Linked DNA regions of Homo sapiens: region 2 is linked to region 1. Evidence: read pairs that join two places in POLR2A ChIA-PET (ENCODE). Cell type or tissue: Caco-2. All regions are shown on one strand. Links, peaks and the distances in the headings refer to the core of each region. The heading gives the core; the rest is flanking DNA.

What was found. Peaks named below come from ENCODE experiments on the same cell type or tissue, not always from the same donor. Only the 100,000 strongest peaks of a DNase experiment are listed, where the experiment ranks them.
Region 2: POLR2A ChIA-PET joins it to region 1 with 14 read pairs; 3 of 35 experiments call an interaction of 5 or more read pairs at or near these places.

Annotation. Positions count from the first base shown.
Region 1 is chr3:193,912,020-193,920,545 of GRCh38, forward strand. No RefSeq gene overlaps it. Among named protein-coding and RNA genes, the nearest start is that of LINC02038, 72 kb to the left of the region's middle. In Caco-2, for the core only: no CTCF peak of the experiment used is centred there; a DNase peak (open chromatin) is centred at 3,242.
Region 2 is chr3:193,702,973-193,711,498 of GRCh38, forward strand. No RefSeq gene overlaps it. Among named protein-coding and RNA genes, the nearest start is that of OPA1-AS1, 80 kb to the left of the region's middle. RefSeq lists enhancers at 7,238-8,173, 8,174-8,526. In Caco-2, for the core only: no CTCF peak of the experiment used is centred there; no DNase peak of the experiment used is centred there.

The sequences.
Region 1 (8,526 bases), core at 1,300-6,299:
AGTTTGAATAACTCTTCTAAGGGCACAGAATCCTCACTCTCAGTCACTTCACAGCACTGTTTCCGTGAGCAAGGCCTTCATTTTTCTCACACATATCTTTGTTTATGCCATTTCCTCTGCAAAACTGTCACGCCTTCTGCCTGCCATCTCTGCTTGATAATGTCCGGCTCATTCTTTCCGGCCAGCACCACTTCCCTCTGCTTCTTTTTAGGCACTTGCCACGTTATGCCTTGTGCTGGAGGTGATCGTAGGCACTTTCTCCACTGGCTTTTTAATATTTTTTAGAGATAGGGTCTCGCTCTGTCGTCCAGGCTGGAGTGTAGTGGCTCACTACAGCCTCAACCTCCCAGGCTGAAGCAATCCTCCTGCCTCAGCCTCTCAAGTGGCTGGAACTACAGGCACACACCACTTACGTCCGGCTAATTTTTGTATTTTTTGTAGAGATGGGGTCTCACTTTGTTGCCCAGGCTGGTCTCAAACTCTTGGGCTCAAGCGATCTGCCTGCCTCCGCCTCCCAAAGTGCTGGGATTACAGGCATGAGCCACGCACCAGGCCTGCAGCCACCTTTTATCAAGCCTCCACCCTCACTCCACACAGCAGCACCAGTGATCATTTTTAAATATCTTTCAGGTCATCTCACTCCAGGTTCATCAGGTCCAATGGCTCCCCTCTCCCTATGAGCAAAATCCCTTGCCATAGCCTGCACTGGCTCTCTGGCCTCGTCTACTTGGCCTACTTCTGCCCTCCTCGCCCACCCAGCTGAGCATGCTGGCCTCCCTGCCAGTCCACCAAGATGCCACACACACTCTCCTCTTCACAGAAAGGCCTGGGCATACAAGTGACTCTCTCTGGTTTCCTTTGAGCCTCTGCTCAGACTTCCCTTTGTCACAGAGGCTTCCCATAACTTCCAATATAGGAAGGTGGCTCCTTCTTGCATGCACAAATGGGGAGTCAAGGCCCAGTGGAGGAAGTTTGTTCTTCAAGGTCACACATCAGCCAGTGGCAGTCAAGACTGACACCTGGATCTTTCAGCTTCTGCTTCAGTCCTTTTGCTGCTGGTCTCTCTGACCAGCAGATCCTAGAATCCATTCTTAATGCATGGATTTGTCCAATTTCCACCAAGCACAGGCTGTGTAATCATAAGCACAGCTTCACTTCAAAGCCTGCATTTTCTTAAACATAATGGGAAGGGGGTGGAGGGAGGCAAGAAGCAGAGATGTACTTGGCCTCCAAGGTCTTCTCTGAATCAAATAATCTTTAAGGAAGGACTGAGCTTTGACACCTGACATTCCCACCCCTACCCCACAGCAGATGCAAAATATGTGAGGGCTAAAACACATGAAATTTTATGGACCTTTTGTGAGAAAAAGAATATAAAAGGTTATAGATAAAAAATAGATATTAATATGGATATTTATTCAGAAAACTGGGAAATACCATAAACATATTAAAATTTTTTTAAAAACAGTATTTTTAGTAATTCATGTTTCATGTACACCTGTAATACTTTTTTAATCTACATTTTTTACTACTTTTTGATTGCTGCTTAATATGACAATGATTTTGCTATATTATTTTCAATAGAGATAATAGAAAGATAATTCACTCATTCTACTAGCAGGGTTGACTGGAGTTTGTTACATTATTATTGAAAGTTGGGGTCCATACAATTCTTGATTTCTCACTAGATATGCTTGTTTTTTATAGCACTCCTATACGTCTGTTTCTAGAAACACAGGAATTCTCATGATTTCTATTTTACACAATTTGCATTTAAAAAGAAGAAAAAACATAGTACATGTACATTATAAACCATGCTTTATGAAGTATAATCCTGAGAGGGGAGAACTTTCCTTCGACCAGACATCAATGAAATGAATTCATGCCTTTACAACTGTGTACACGTGATACTTAGACACTTTTTTGTACGGGTTGGTTTCTAAGTCCTTGCAAACCTTTCTTCTTCTCCATTACCCACAGACCTCCAGTGTTTAGTTTAATTCTTGACGGGCTCTCTGTCTGGTCTGTATCTCTGTGCCATGACAGCAGGTGAGTCGGCACAGTGTGGGCATGTTCCTGGAAGTCATTTCTACATCAGCAAGGCTAGAAATAATGTGATTGTACGCAGATGGACAGCAAAAGACGGCTCTACCTAAGGGAAGCTTGAGTAGGGCATGCTTTAGTTTGGACTTATGAAGTATTGCATGCTTCATATTTCATGAAGTCCAAACTAAAGCACCCCCTACTCAAGGTTCCCTTAGCTAGAGTGCACAGTTGCCCTGGGGCCACTTTCACCCCACTTGACAGCCCTTGGGTATGATGGAAGGAAAATCAGAGTAAAAATCGCATTCTTAACTAATTGTGATTAAAATATCTGATTTTTGCAAATTTTATGAAGACAAATGGCATTGAGAACACTTGGAAGCTTAAACTTCATTATCTTCATGTGAATTCACCCCTGCCCTTGAAGCAAAAAACTGCCCACTTCTCCTACCTGTGTGAGAGGAATTCAGCAAATTTAGCCAGTGAGTTAAATCAAGGAAGAAGAAGGCTCTTTGACCTCACGATAGTTTATTTTTTTCTCGGTAGAATAACCTCAATAAACTTCAGGCAAGGGCTCAGCTGTAGAATGAAACCTTGATGAGTTCAATTACAAAGGATTACACAGGGTCTTGCTTAAAATATTTTGGCCTTGTGTTTCATTCTGTGTTTAAATTACTCCACCATCATTTATAATCCTCATGACATTCTTGTAAGGCAAGTAGGTGGCAAGGATTATTTTTTATGGTGTTGAAGCTCTGGTTCAAACAAGGCCAAAGTCTGGCAAATGAAATGTAATCAGCAAGTTTTATATGAAAACAAAGGAAACCAAACATTGAAATCTTCACTATTAAAGATAACTTTATGTTATCTGCTTACCCTAAATACCATTTGATGTTTTGTATAGTTGAGGTATACAACTTAATAGCAATATTTTCAATGTATAGATAAAAACTACTTTTAGAAAAGGCAAATTTTGAAAGCAATTATATATTGTCAGCTACTTTCTTAATAGATCTCTTTTTATCTTCTCAAAAGGACTATAAAGTAAAATAGCTTGAAGATGAAAGAGTGTGATTTTCCATTTAAGGGGCAGGCCACTCTTTCTGTTGGCCAAGAGATCGTTGATATATATTTGAAGATAAATAGTTAATAAAGGTGTTTGGATTGCAACATCTGTTGCCATTCTTGGAAGCTGGGACTTAATTGCGGACTGGAGCATCAAATCTTCAGAGAGTTCGTAAGACAGAGATTGATTGGGGTCACCAGGTTACCCAGAAGTAAAATCCCAATCCTTATCTTTAAAATGCAGTGTCCAATTGATTCTCTCTGGATCATTACACACAGCACATGGAGGTAAAGCCAAGGAGAGGAATGGTCAAACATTATCCTTTTCAAGATATCTAAAAAATAAACCATAGCGGTGCTTTGATTTTGGTGAACAGTACAAAGTGGAGCGCCAGCTAAGGCTCAGAGCTAGAGGTAGCAATTTTACGTTAATTAATGCATCTCTCAAATGTACATTCAATGAAAAGAAGCACTGGTAATGCCCTGTTTTTCCACCTTAAAGCCTCAACCACAGATGCCAAGTCTGCCCAGCCAGGGCCAGCAAGGTGAAAGCTCAACTTGTAAGTCATAGTGTTCTCCTGCCATTAGCAATCTATAAAGTCAGAAAAATAAAGGAGATGTTTCTATGATTGAGATGTGATCAGCATTGACAGCCAGAGATTGCTCTTCAATTGCATCAGGAGAACCAAGTTCTGGTCAGGCAGTACCACTAAGCCACCATGTGACCTTGAACAAGTCAACCTCCCTCCTGGGCTACCATGGTTCTCTCTTTAAAATCACAGTGTAGACTAAATAATTTTTAATATTCTTCTCAGAATTTGAACTTGAAAGTCTATTGTCTTTATTTTAATTGGTAGCCTTGCTCTGTGTCTTACTTGAATACCTTTCCTGGAACTCTGGCCCTGAATTTAAGAACTTATCCCCCTCCCCAAAGACAGAGACTCAACAGAAAAGGCCTAAGCCTTGGTCATAGGTACCATGGTCCAAAAGGACAAGGGATGTGGCTCTCCAGCTGTGAGTTTACATTGGTAGTCAGTAGATTCTGAAGGAAACCAATGAACAAATTTCTAGAATCTCCCAGAGAAATGGTGACATCAACAGAAGATATAATGCTACTTTGCCCATGGGAGCTGTAAGAAAACAGACTTGTAGCTTCCTGACGAACTTTAATTTCACTGGATTTTCCTTTTTGACAGACATATGAGCAAAAAACTCAAGCTTAGAAGATAACTCCCAGGACCTAGAACATCAGGGAAGCCTGTTGTATAAAACCATTCTACTGGTATCCAGGGCAGGGTCCCCTCAGAAAGGAATGTGTGAGAAAATACCACGGCAAGTTAAGTACCATATTTTATAAGCTTAGAAAAGAAGGGAGACATTGAGGCATGTCTACTATTTGCTTTCTCTTGTTGGCACATAAAAGGTCAGCACTTAGAAGCTGAGATTTCACTGTCCAATAAATATGAAAAAATGCTCCCCTGAAAAAACCTGCCCACCTGAAGGTATCATTAATTATTCTTTCTTATTAGAACTAAACTATTTTAAATTCACCTATATGTCACAATTATCAAATCAGGTATTTAGTATCTTGTTACAAGGATCACAAAAGACAGTACTCTATATAAAATAGAAAAAAAATTAAGCTGCCTTGTAATAAAGGTTACTAAGCATATTTCTGATACAGTTGCAATGCAGGGTGTCATTCTGCCTTTTAAAATTATTGCTTTTTTTTAATTTGGAAAATATACATTTGGAATTGTTACATAATTTTGTTATTTGTTCAATGCTCACCCCAGGCTTAACAAATCATTTGGAAACAGAAGAAAGATGAAATCTATTCATAGTAAAGCTTTTTGCTCCTTTAGACACACCGCACATACACACCTGTTCAGATTCCCCCTAACCGTTCACATTTCTCTGCTCTTCTCTGATCACCTCATGATGTTGTTGCCTTAATTAGCTCCTGCACATTTTTAGAGGTTTAGGAGGGCTAAAGATTGCTTGTTCCCATTTAAAGGCCAGCATGCTTTCTGCTGCCTGGTAATCCAGTAATATATTTCTGCTGAGTTCCATTGTATCCCAAGAAAGAGGAGAGTCACACCAAGGAGACGGCTTCACTTCAGCTTCCCCTTTTCCTTTCTTCCCAGCCAGGATGCTTCTGGCTGGCCCAGAAGTAAGTTCACATATTGTGCCAGGCAGCCAGAGAACAGCTCCTTAGTGCTTGCGCTAATCCTCCTCTTTACTAAATAAGCAAGTCAAGCTTTGGGGGTAGGGATGGGAAGAAAATTATATAATTTGAGTTAATTGGTTTGGGGCTACCCAAAGCCCCAGCTGCATTGAAGGGAACTGTTTGGTCTTCAAGACCCAATTAGAGACATTCAGCTGATGTAAAATAGATTTTATTCTTTTTCTGAAAGTTATTGTCAAGAGACTCAGCCTTCATACCATACCAGAAAATATCCTTTAATCACAGGCTTCCCAAATGCATTCTGAAAACCTGTCTGGAAATAGGTATATCTAAATGCATGGAAGGAATATAAAGACATGCAAACTAACTAGTTTATTTTACAGGTTCAAGAATTCACCTTCTAGTGATAAGACAGGAACTCCTTTTCAACAACCCTTCAAGTACTATAAAATGTGTGTTAGCTAATCAAACTGTATGAACAAATGATCCAACCTCTATCTTTTTTTCTGAGAGATTGTTTGGACAGGCTTGAGAAATTCATGTTTGGCCTTCTTAGAGCTGAGACGAAACCACATGTGACTTCTGTTTGAATGATCAAAGTGTAAGGAATGGCCAGAGTGACATTAACTTGCAAAGAGCCACACTTTGAGTCTCCACTCTGAGTATTCAGAGTGAGAATCATTGCATGTTTAAAATGACTTGAGCTGTGCTGGCTTTTTGGTCCCGCAGCCTTTTCAAACGATGCTTGAAATTGTTTTTTTTCAAACCAATCTTTTCAAAAAGGCTACTCCTTTTTGTAAGGTCCATGCAACCCAGAAATAAATTAGAAGCAAGAATTGTAAAGTGCATAGGTAGTACCTATGTTTAGAGAATGGCTAACTTGGTGCAATAGTTGCTCATTTGCACTATTTCCTGAGAGAGGACCACGTGCATGGGATGGGAAAGGAAATATAATTCGGACCAAGTCCTTATCCACAAAGAACTTTCAAGCATGCAGAGGTAGGAATGAATGAGGGAATTACAGAAACAAGCACAAAGTTGAGGAAAACAAAGCAAGGTACAAATGCACATACTAGAGGGTAAGAAGAGGTAGAGAGCTAGTTAGAAATTCTGTAACCCGGGAGGCGGAGATTGCAGTGAGCCGAGATGGCACCACTGCACTCCAGCTTGGGCGACAGAGTGAGACTCCATCTCAAAAAAAAAAAAAAAGAAAAAAGAAAAAAAGAAATTCTGTGAAAAAAATGATGTTCACGATGGGTCTTGCAAGCTCAGACTAGGTCTTAAAAGCTAGAGTCGGCCAGGCACGGTGCTTCACGCCTGTAATCCTAGCACTTTGAGAGGCCGAGGCAGGCAGATCACCTGAGGTCAGGAGTTCACAGCCTGGCCAACATGGTGAAACCCCGCCTCTACTGAAAATACAAAAAATTAGCTGGGCATGGTGGTGGGTGCCTGTAATCCCAGCTACTCAGGAGGCTGAGGCAGGAGAATTGCTTGAACTCAGGAGCCGGAGGTTGCAGTGAGCCAAAATCATGCCATTGCACTCCAGCCTGGGCAACAAGAGTGAAACTCTGTCTCAAAAAAAAAAAAAAGCTGGAAGTCCCAGCAGGCAGAAACATCACTTACAGTGCTCAAGACCCCTCCTAAACATCATTTTGTTGGGAAGATTATTCTAGAGGACACAATATGAAGAAGAGGACAAAGACAGGAAGGTTTCAGAGAGACGTCTGGAAAACATTGAGCAATGCAATCGAAATGAAACCACGAGTATTTGTGGGGAACACACGGAGACTGAGTTTGAAAGACTAGATCAGGTGCAGATCCTAGGCCTTGACTGCCCAAGTGAGAAATGTGTACCTTGTTTCAAAAGCAATGGAAAGTCACCTAAAGATTTGAAGCTTAGAAATGAATGAATGGATCAGAACTCTGCTTTTAGCCAGGGTCTATGACATCAGTGGACTGTGTAGGAAAAGGAATAAGAATGAAAGCCAAGCCCAAAAGAGCTATTCCAGAGTGTGGAGAGCATGCACTACTGCAGGCAAAAACACTTTATCCAGTAGGAGACCAAGGTGTGCTGCATCCTACAAACAACCAAAGACCTGATTCTGAGATAAGCAGGATGGTATCCTGAGAAGTGACTTTTATTCATTTGACAGATATAATTGAGTGCCTGCTCTGTGGTAGGTACTGTCCTGGCACGTGGGACACATCAGTGAATGAAACAGATACAGATCCCTGCCTCGCGAAAGAAGTAATTACCTCTCACATGGTGCTCCACATCCCCTTCATAAACAGCAGAGGTGAGAGGCCAGTTTCTAAATAAGAGCTTTGACAAGTACAGCCCTTTCCTTATAGTTGTACTTTGACAAGTACAGCCCTTTCCCTATAGCTACCAAACTGGTGTGTGGATTAGGAAGTAGCAAGACCACGACATGCCTCACGATGTTAGAGGTCCTGTAGGGAGGTGAGCAAACAATGTGCATGCTGCATACAGCTAAACCAGCAGCATCAATATACAAGGGGTGACATCAGGTAGATAGGGGCTGCCCCAAAGACCAGAAGATGCCATAGTCCAGAAGCAAGTGAGATCAAGAGCCTGAGCTTATGTAAAGACATAAGGGAGGTAACTTGGCAGGAAGCAACATAGAAAAGGGAAAGCAGAGCACTGAAATATGGCATTGTTTGCAGAGCAGGAGAAGGACTCTGGCTGCAGACAGCTCGGTCCAGCCCTTGGTGCAGGTGCCACATGGAGACGGATCCATCGGGGCATTAGGACATCATGCCCTTGATATAAGCATACTCCTCGCTACCCCTTCTTGCCCTGAGACTCTGCTTTCCAGGCAAGAAGCTGCTTCCATTTAGCTTCCTTGGAGAGCTTGCCTACAAGGAAATGATGGGCTGGACATGAGTTTGTCTGTCTCCCCAAGAAAGACCAATTACACCCTCCAAATGGATGAATTGGAATGCTCCTCTACATATTAGTTGCCTGTACGACAGACTCTGTGAACAGGATCCTCCCAGGAGCTCAGCTCGACAAGGGCTGATCTTGGAACTGGCTGACTGGCTGATCTCACCAAGCACAGCTAATCCTTTTTTTTTTTTTTTTTTTTTTTTTGAGACGGAGTCTCGCTCTGTCGCCCAGGCTGGAGTGCCGTGGCGCGATCTCCGCTCACTGCAAGCTCCGCCTTCCGGGTTCACGCCATTCTCCTGCCTCAGCCTCCCGAGTAGCTGGG
Region 2 (8,526 bases), core at 1,556-6,555, 210 kb before region 1:
TGTGTTTCATGAAGATTTAGACCCAGGGCCACAGGTTCAATACTTCCAAAGCCAGTCGTTTTGTGAAAGAAGTTGGGGATCTATTTATGTGAAACTTCCCTATTTTTAAATGTTAGCAGCTAATTTTGAAAATCTTAAATACTTGTGTGAGTCCAAGAGAAACATCTGCAAATAGCATGCTTCCCACTCGTGAGTCACTATTTGAAACCTCTGATTTCAACTATAGCTTTCTGCTCATTTCTGGCCTCGGTGCATTTGGGTGATAATAGTACCAAGGCCTTCTGAAAATAACATGATTTCTGGTCATTTTTAGAGATGCAGAGTTTTTTGTTGTTTCTGCTTTATTATGAGGCTGGACTGGAGGGAAATTCTCATTTATTAAATGCCTGCTGTATCCCAGGTACTTTAAACACATTATCTTGCTTATTCTTACAACTTCCTAAGGCAGGCATTGTCGTTTACCAACAGGCTAACTCTGGCTCAGAGAGGTTGCCTCAAGTTCCACCGCTGGCTGGTTGACAAAGTCTTTATGGGATCCCATGTAGGTTTGACTGCAGAGCTTAGAAAAAGAGCAGGTACAGAATGGGCTGGAAGAGTACTAATAGCTTTCTTCCCTTACCCGTTCAACCATCGTAAGGAGGCAGTTCCTTTTCATATCATGAGCTGGTTGGCAAAAAAGCGTTACTCTATTCTGGGTACTCTGGATATAGTTACCTAGAAATAAGGCAAGTGAAGGTTTAAAATATTCAGGAATCCCAGCATCTAGAAATAAGTTGGCCTCTTCTGTGAACCCTATAAAGATGCTCCTTGACTTAGGATGGAGTTACATCCCAATAAACTCATCATAATTTGAAAATATTCTAAGTCTAAAATGCATTTTAATACACCTCACCTGCTGAACATCACATCTTAGCCTGGCCTACCTTAAACATGCTCAGAACACTTACATTAGCCTGCAGTTGGGCAAAGTCATCTAACACAGGGCCTATTTTATAATAAAGTGTTGAATGTCTTGTAATGTGCTGAATACCGGCCTGAAAGTGGAAAACAGAACAGTTTTCTGAGTACTTGAAGTACAGTTTCTACTGAATGCATATAGCTTTCGTGCCACCATAAAGTTGAAAAGTTATCAATCAAACCATTGTAAGTCGAGGACTGTCTGTGTATCTGTAAACTCCACTGTGTTTCATTCACAGCCATCCTCCTTGAAAGAGAAGTCCTCCCCATTCCTTCTTCAGCCCCCTCAAAGCCAGTGTTTTCTTTTACCATCTGGGCCCTTGCACCATATCCTCACCACCACCACTGCCACTTTGCCATCTGCCCCTCAGCAAGGCCACCAGTGACCTCCATTTGGCTAATTGCCCTCAATACATTTATTATTTGGCTTGGTCCCTTAAGGTTATTTAATATTTTGTGATAACCTTTCATTCTCCCTCTCCTCCCTCTGGGACATTTAGAACTTTGTAACATACATTCACTCGCCCTCTCTCTCTCTCTCTAACCTCTTATTTCTTTGGCTTCTGTGCCACTACTTTCTCCTGGTTTCCCTTCTAATAACAAAATGCCTATTGGTTTTCAGTGCTGCTCACAGGCCTGCCTGAGTGTTGTCGTTCCCTGAACACTCTGCGTTTCTTGACCCTACTTCTCCCTGGCTGATCAGCTCCCCCTGCTGTATCTGCTCCTGGCTCTCAACTCGAGCTCCATCCTGTTCCTCTCTCCATGCTTCACAAACCCATATCGCCAACTATACCTGCATGTCCCACAGGCACTTCACACTTAACCTATCCAAAATGCAACCAATTCTTTCTCCAGTAAACCTGTCTCTTCTCCAGATTCCACTATTTTTGTGACAGACACTGTGATATACCTAGTTGCACAAGACAAAAACCTGGGACCCTCTCCCCAGTGCAACCAACAAATCCAATCACCACTTTTTTTTTTTTTTGAGACAGAGTCTCACTCAGTTGCCCAGGCTGGAGTGCAGTGGCACGATCTCAGCTCACTGCAACCTCCGCCTCCCAGGTTCAAGCGATTCTCCTGCCTTAGTGTCCGGAGTAGCTGGGACTACAGGTGTGCACCACTACGCCCAGCTAATTTTTTTTTTTTTTTTTTTTTTTGGTATTTTTAGTAGAGACAGGGTTTCACCACGTTGGCCAGGCTGGTCTCGAACTCCTGATCTCAGGCTATCCACCCACCTCGGCCTCCCAGAGCACTGGGATTACAAGCGTAAGTCACCACGCCCGACCCACCAGTTTAATATATTTGTACCCCTCCACTCTTTCCCATCCTGTCTGCACAGATCAGGTGGCCCCCCATGTCTCACCTTTGTTGTTGCCATGGGCCTTCATTTTCATCTCCTGTTCATCCCCCACACTCCTGCCAGAATGAAATATCTAAAATGGGAACATGATCATTTGATGAAAATCTGTCTCCAGGTAGCTTTATTTCTCCATTGATAAAATAAGAGGGTTTGGTTGGATGTTCATTCAGCGTTCTTCTAATGCTGACATTTGTGAAAACTTTAATTCTGTTTTATATAAAACTGCCCTTAATTGGCATAGAGCTTTTTTATCTCATTTAATCTTTAAAATATGTCCACAAGGTAAATAAGATATTCGTTGTGATGGAATAAATCGAACTGATTATTGTATTATTTTAAACATTTAATTAAATAGTTTGATTCTGGCACTAAACTTCTGAAGTATTTATTACAGAGCTTTACTAAAGATATAAAACACTTCCAGGGGAAAATCTTTGCCTTTTTTGGCATCTGGAGAGTTTCTCCATGAGGAAATTGCCTTCTTAGATGCCAGTGCTTACTCTGCACCAGCAGTTGGTAGAGTGTGGTCTTTGGGTCCCTGGGGGTCCTGAAGATTATTTCCATGGTCCACAAGGTCACCATGATTTTGATAATAATACTAATATTTGCCCTTTTCACTGTGCTGACATTCACTGGTTGTAGAAAAACCACAGCACACCACACTGGAGCCTCGGCATGAATCAAGGCAACGGCACTGCCGGTCCTAACAGGCACTATGTCATCTTCACTGCCGTGCACTCCCCTTTTTTCCAAAAAAAACACAGAAGCCTGGTACACAGAAAACATGTGCATATAAAGGATATTGGTGATCTTGAGGAAAAGTACTTGTATAATTGTTTAATTGGTGACGTAAATTACCACTTTTTTTTCAAGGAACACCATTTTGCTTAAAAGAATCACTGACAAACTACATAAGTCAGACTTGGTCACCTGGCAGCCATTTTCTCAAACTAAGCGGAGTGAGCCAGCCACTTCAAGGAAAACCACTTCTGTGCATTTATTGCCAATGATACAAATTACACATCTAAGCAAAAATGAACATTTTGAAAAACTTATATTGAGCTTGTCATTGAGCTTGACAGCTTTTCAGTGTATGTATTTCTGATGAGATAATGATATTAGTGGATGTGATTTTTGGATATTGTAAAGTGCGAAGTGTCAACAGTTGGAGGATCTGCATAACCGTGGGAACTGGTATTTCTCGAATGGTTAATGCGTTGTGGTAACAAATCAGGCATGGGTAAAGATGCCTACAAAATGGGAGCTGGACCAGAGGAGTTTAGGTCACAGAATATGGAGAAGTTCATTGATATGGTTTCGGATGCCACATTACAACTAACCTTTTTTAAGTGTGGGTGCAGTATCAGAGAAGACTCACAATTACCTGAAATGGCTCTTACATTCTTCTCTTTTTCAATTCCGTAACTGTGTGAGGCCAGGTTTTCTATATCTGTGTCAGCCAAAACAGCATATCACAATAGATTGAATGCAGAAGCAGGTAAGATAATCCGGTTATCTGCTATCAAGCCAGACATTAAAAAGAATTGCAAAAATGAAAGATGGTACTACTCTTGTTGCTATATTTGTTTTTCATCAGAAATGTTATTTATGTTAACATGTAATTGTTTTATTTTTTAAATAAATTGAGTAATATTTCTCAGTTATAATTTCTTTTTTCTTTTTCTTTTTTTTTCTTTTTTTTTTTTTTTTGAGACAGAGTTTCACTCTTGTCACCCACCCAGGCTGGAGTGCAGGGGCATGATCTTGGCTCACTGCAATCTCCACCTCCCAGGTTCAAGTGATTCTCCTGCCTCAGCCTCCCCAGTAGCTGGGACTACAGGCGCATGCCACCACACCCGGCTAACTTTTGTATTTTTAGTAGAGATGGGGTTTCACCATGTTGGCCAGGCTGTTCCCGAACTCCTGACCTCAAGTGATCCACCCGCCCCTGCCTCCCAAAGTGCTGGGGTTACAGGCATGAGCCACTGCACCCAGCCAGTTCTAATTTCTAATATAATAAATATCAACAGACATAACCTACACAAAAACTCCTGGGGTACTCAATAATTCTCAAGACATTAAACATTTGTCAATCACTGCTTTGTACTATGAGGCTTAGCTATAGGATCAGACCCTTTGTTTAAAATATCTGAAGCTCTGCACCATCCATGAAAATTACCTGTTGGCTTCTTTACCTGAAATCGGGATATATTTTATGTCAATGGCAAGTGCCAGAAGCCAGGCCAGCAAATGGCAGTGATACCTGGTATATTGGTTGCATGTCCAAATCAGCTGTACGACTCCACCGGACCTGTTCTCCCTAAGGACATGGTGGTGTCCATGTCATTACATTCATCGGATAGTTTTCAGGCCATATCTCACTTCACCCATTACTATATTCTGTAGCGTTGACCACTTCATCTTTGAAGTACTTGCTTCTCTTGGCTTCCATTACAGCACACACTTCTGATTTTCCTCCTACCTTCCTGGCTGTTCTTCCTCCTACCTTCCTGGCTGTTCTTCCTCCTCAGTGCTCTGTTCTGGTGCTCTTCCAACCGATATTCTCTTCCTAGATTTTATCCACTCCCATAGCCTCAACTCTCATTTAATCGCCAGTGCTTCCCGATGCCTATTCAACATTATCACTTGTACTTTTCAAAGATACCTTATAGCTAAAGTCATTATAATTCTTGCCCACCTGTACTCACTTCACTCTGCTCTGTTTCACTAAATGGGAATATCATTTACATCATTTACCTTTTTGCTCAAACCAAAAACTAGGGGTCACCCTTGACTCTTCCCCCAACCCCATGTCCACATCAAATCTCCACCATGGCCTATTAATTAGACACCCAAGCATCTCAAATCCATCCATGCCTTTCCGTCCACACTGTCACCATCTTGGCCCTAGTCATAATCTGCAGGGCCTCCTGACTCATTTGCTCTCTTGCTTTCCTCTGGCTTAGCCTCTGTATTATAGCCAGATCCTAGATGATTGTTATTCTTCTGCTTAAAGCCATGGTATGGATTGGCACTGTCCTGATAATGTTCAGAGTCATCAAGGGTTTTCAGGGCCCAGTGAGATCTGCCCCTGCCTTCTCCAGCCTCCTTTTTCCCTGTGCTTCAGACACTTGAGCTTTCGGGTCTATAAATACACTCTATGCTACCCTGGGCTTTTGTACGTCCTCTTCTCAACCCCGAACTCCCATCTGCCTAGCCAACTGCTACTTATCCTTAGGGCTCTGCTGAAATATCACCTCCTCTGGGAGCCCTTCCCTGACCTAGCTCCCAACTCAGACTAATCTAAGTTTTTGATATTCTCCTGTAGCACCCTAAACTTGGCCCTCTTTGTGCATGTGACATTCCCAGTTACTTACACGGTGTCCATCTTCCCATTTAGATTGTAGATTCTAAGAAATCAGAGACTGACTGCGCCTGATTTCCCCATAACACAGTCCTGGCACAATACATTGTGATCTAATGAATAAATAAGCTGATTTGAATGTCGGGGCTATAAAGGATTTTGAAGTCCCAATACATGTTCAAAAACATGGCATAAATGAATCCCTGAAGGAGAACATAGCAAAGCTAGTTTGTTACAGTTTACAAAGCTAGTTTGTTTGGATCTCTGAAGCAAACACTTCCAGGCCTCCTGATTTCTAGTAGGATTTTCTTCTCAGGATGTTATGCTCGTGAAGACCCTGGGCCCTGCAGGTCGCAGTACTGGGTTAAAATCCTGGCACTGCTGTTTTCTAGCTGTGCGGTGTCAAATTCTTCTCTAAGCCTTCATTTCCTCATTTCACACACACACACAAGTGTGTGTGTTTTCTATCTCGGGGCTTTGGGGTTAAAATTAGATAATATATTTTAAACACTTTCAAAGTGTCTGGCACATGGTGAGTGTCCAAAACTATTAGCTATTATTATGACACTATGTTGGTTTAAATTAAGATCCATCAATAATTGTTTCCAAACCAAAAACAAGAATGGCATCAGAAATATTGATGGAATTGGCCAGATGCGGTGGCTTATGCCTGTAATCCCAGCACTTTGGGAGGCCAAGGTCCAACATGGTGAAACCCCATTTCTACTACAAATACAAAAATTAGCCGGGCGTGGTGGCGGGTGCCTGTATTCCCAGCTACTCAGGAGGCTGAGGCAGGAGAATCGCTTGAACCAGGGAGACGGAGGTTGCAGTGAGCTGAGATGGCACAACTGCACTCCAGCCTGGGTGACGGAGTAAGACTCCATCTCAAAAACAAAAAAAAAGAAAAAGAAATATTGATGGAATCTTGCCCCTCTCCTGCACTGTCTACTCACCTATGCTGACACAAGTACAATTTATTCTCCAGAGGTGTTTCCTCCACTCTTTCTGCTAAGCAAAGGGTTAGCAGACATTTCAGTGGCCTCTGCTTCCAGTCAGGGCCCAGCTCTGCTCTGTGGAGCCACCGCTGCTCCAACTGCTCTGCTGGTGCTGGTGCTACGGGCTTGGGCCTGGAAGAGTGAACAGTCCAGTTCACAGCCCAAGTCCTGAGCATTCATGTCTGTTCAGGAGAGGCCCTTAAGGGTGTTGCCTGTGTGGCACCAACTCAATAAGCTGCACTTACAGATTCTGAAGAAAACGTAGGCTGTCATGTGGGTCTGTATTTTTCTTAAGAAGATGCAGAGGATTCAGGTCCAACTCATTTAGCATTGCTAAGTGAAACTCTTACCTTTGGCGCAGGGATGTTAATGATGACATTGTTAATGCGGCACACCAGTGTTTTTGTTCCAGGACCCACGGTTGATAGAGAACCCAGCATCAGGAAGAACTGCGCCACCCCTGAGCAAATGCTTTGTGCCTGCCTTCTATTGACCATTTTTCTCCTTTTACTTTGGCTGCTAGGAAGCCCAAAACTAAATTATCAGCCTATCCTTGCTCTCATATGGAGCCTTACATTATATGTCTTATAACCCCCTAGAAAGATGGACCCTTTCATCAGAAAAGCAGATTCAGTCCTTAATTTCATGGTATTAAATTTTTCCTTGACTTGATTTCACCTTGCTCCCTTTTTTTCCTCATGTAACTTTGATTTCTTCATCTGCATTATTGTGGGAATTTCCAAAAGTGACCTTAGATCCTTTTGTCCAATGAAGTAAAGTGTGAACTTAAACATGCAACTACCAGTGAGTCGGTCAGCAAGTTCCCTCGTGTGTACTGAAGGGAGTTCAGCAAGTTCCCTCGTGTGAAACTGCCCCTTTCTAAGGGGCAGGTTGCATGTCTGTAACTTCTTTCTTGTTATTTCTTTTAACTCTTCTATGACATAGGGACATGGATTAGTGAGGGAAAGCAGCATAGCAGTGCCTTATGAAAATCCAGTTCTTCTTCTAGTCTATGCGAATAGCCGAAAAGCCAGCAGGGACCCAGAGGCCGCGGAGCCGGACCGCAGAGTGGAGGCCAGGCCGGTGGGCAGGAGGAGGTGGGAACACCGAAGGCCGCCAGGACTGAATCCGCTTCTCTAATGAAAGGGCCCTTTTTTCCAGGGGATTATAAGAATATTCATGACCCTTGAGATCAGCAGGTGAGGCTCAGCCCTCCCTACTCATCCTTTGGGCAAATAGTTCAGAAAGCCGAGGTTGCCAGGATGAGAAAGAAACAGTGGGAGTTGGGAGCTCTTCCCGCTTCCCTTGGCCCCCAACCCCCTTTCATTTTCAGAGGAGGGCAGGGTGGGGGCACTTGTCCTGAGGTGAATCAAGGACTGTGTCTTTCATTTCCAAAGAGCAGGCAGCGAGGCTGAGGCAGAAGTCCCGTGACATGACTTGAGACACAAAATGGTATCTTAGCATCGAAGACTCCCTTTGACAAGAAGAAGAAAAGCCCTTTTCTTCCCAGCCCGGATTAGGCGAGGAGGGAATTCTCCGGAACATGTGTGCATTGTTTCGTGGAGGGCAGCCAGGCTGGCCTGGGGCTTGCCTCCCAAAGTCAGCCCAAGGAAGCTTGTCCTCGTGTAATTAAAAGGGAAGGGAAACAGCAGGGGGTCTTGTTCCGCTGCTGCCCACCAAAGTGGGGTCCCCGGGGGATGGTGCGGCCCAGGAAATTGGCTAAATTAATGGTTATGGGAGGCCTCCCTGAATGTGTGGGCCCTGGAGGCAGAAAGAGGGCAGGGCAGGGAGTCTCATCAGAGCCTTTCTGATAAAAATGGGAGAAAGAGAAATGCTCTCAGGGC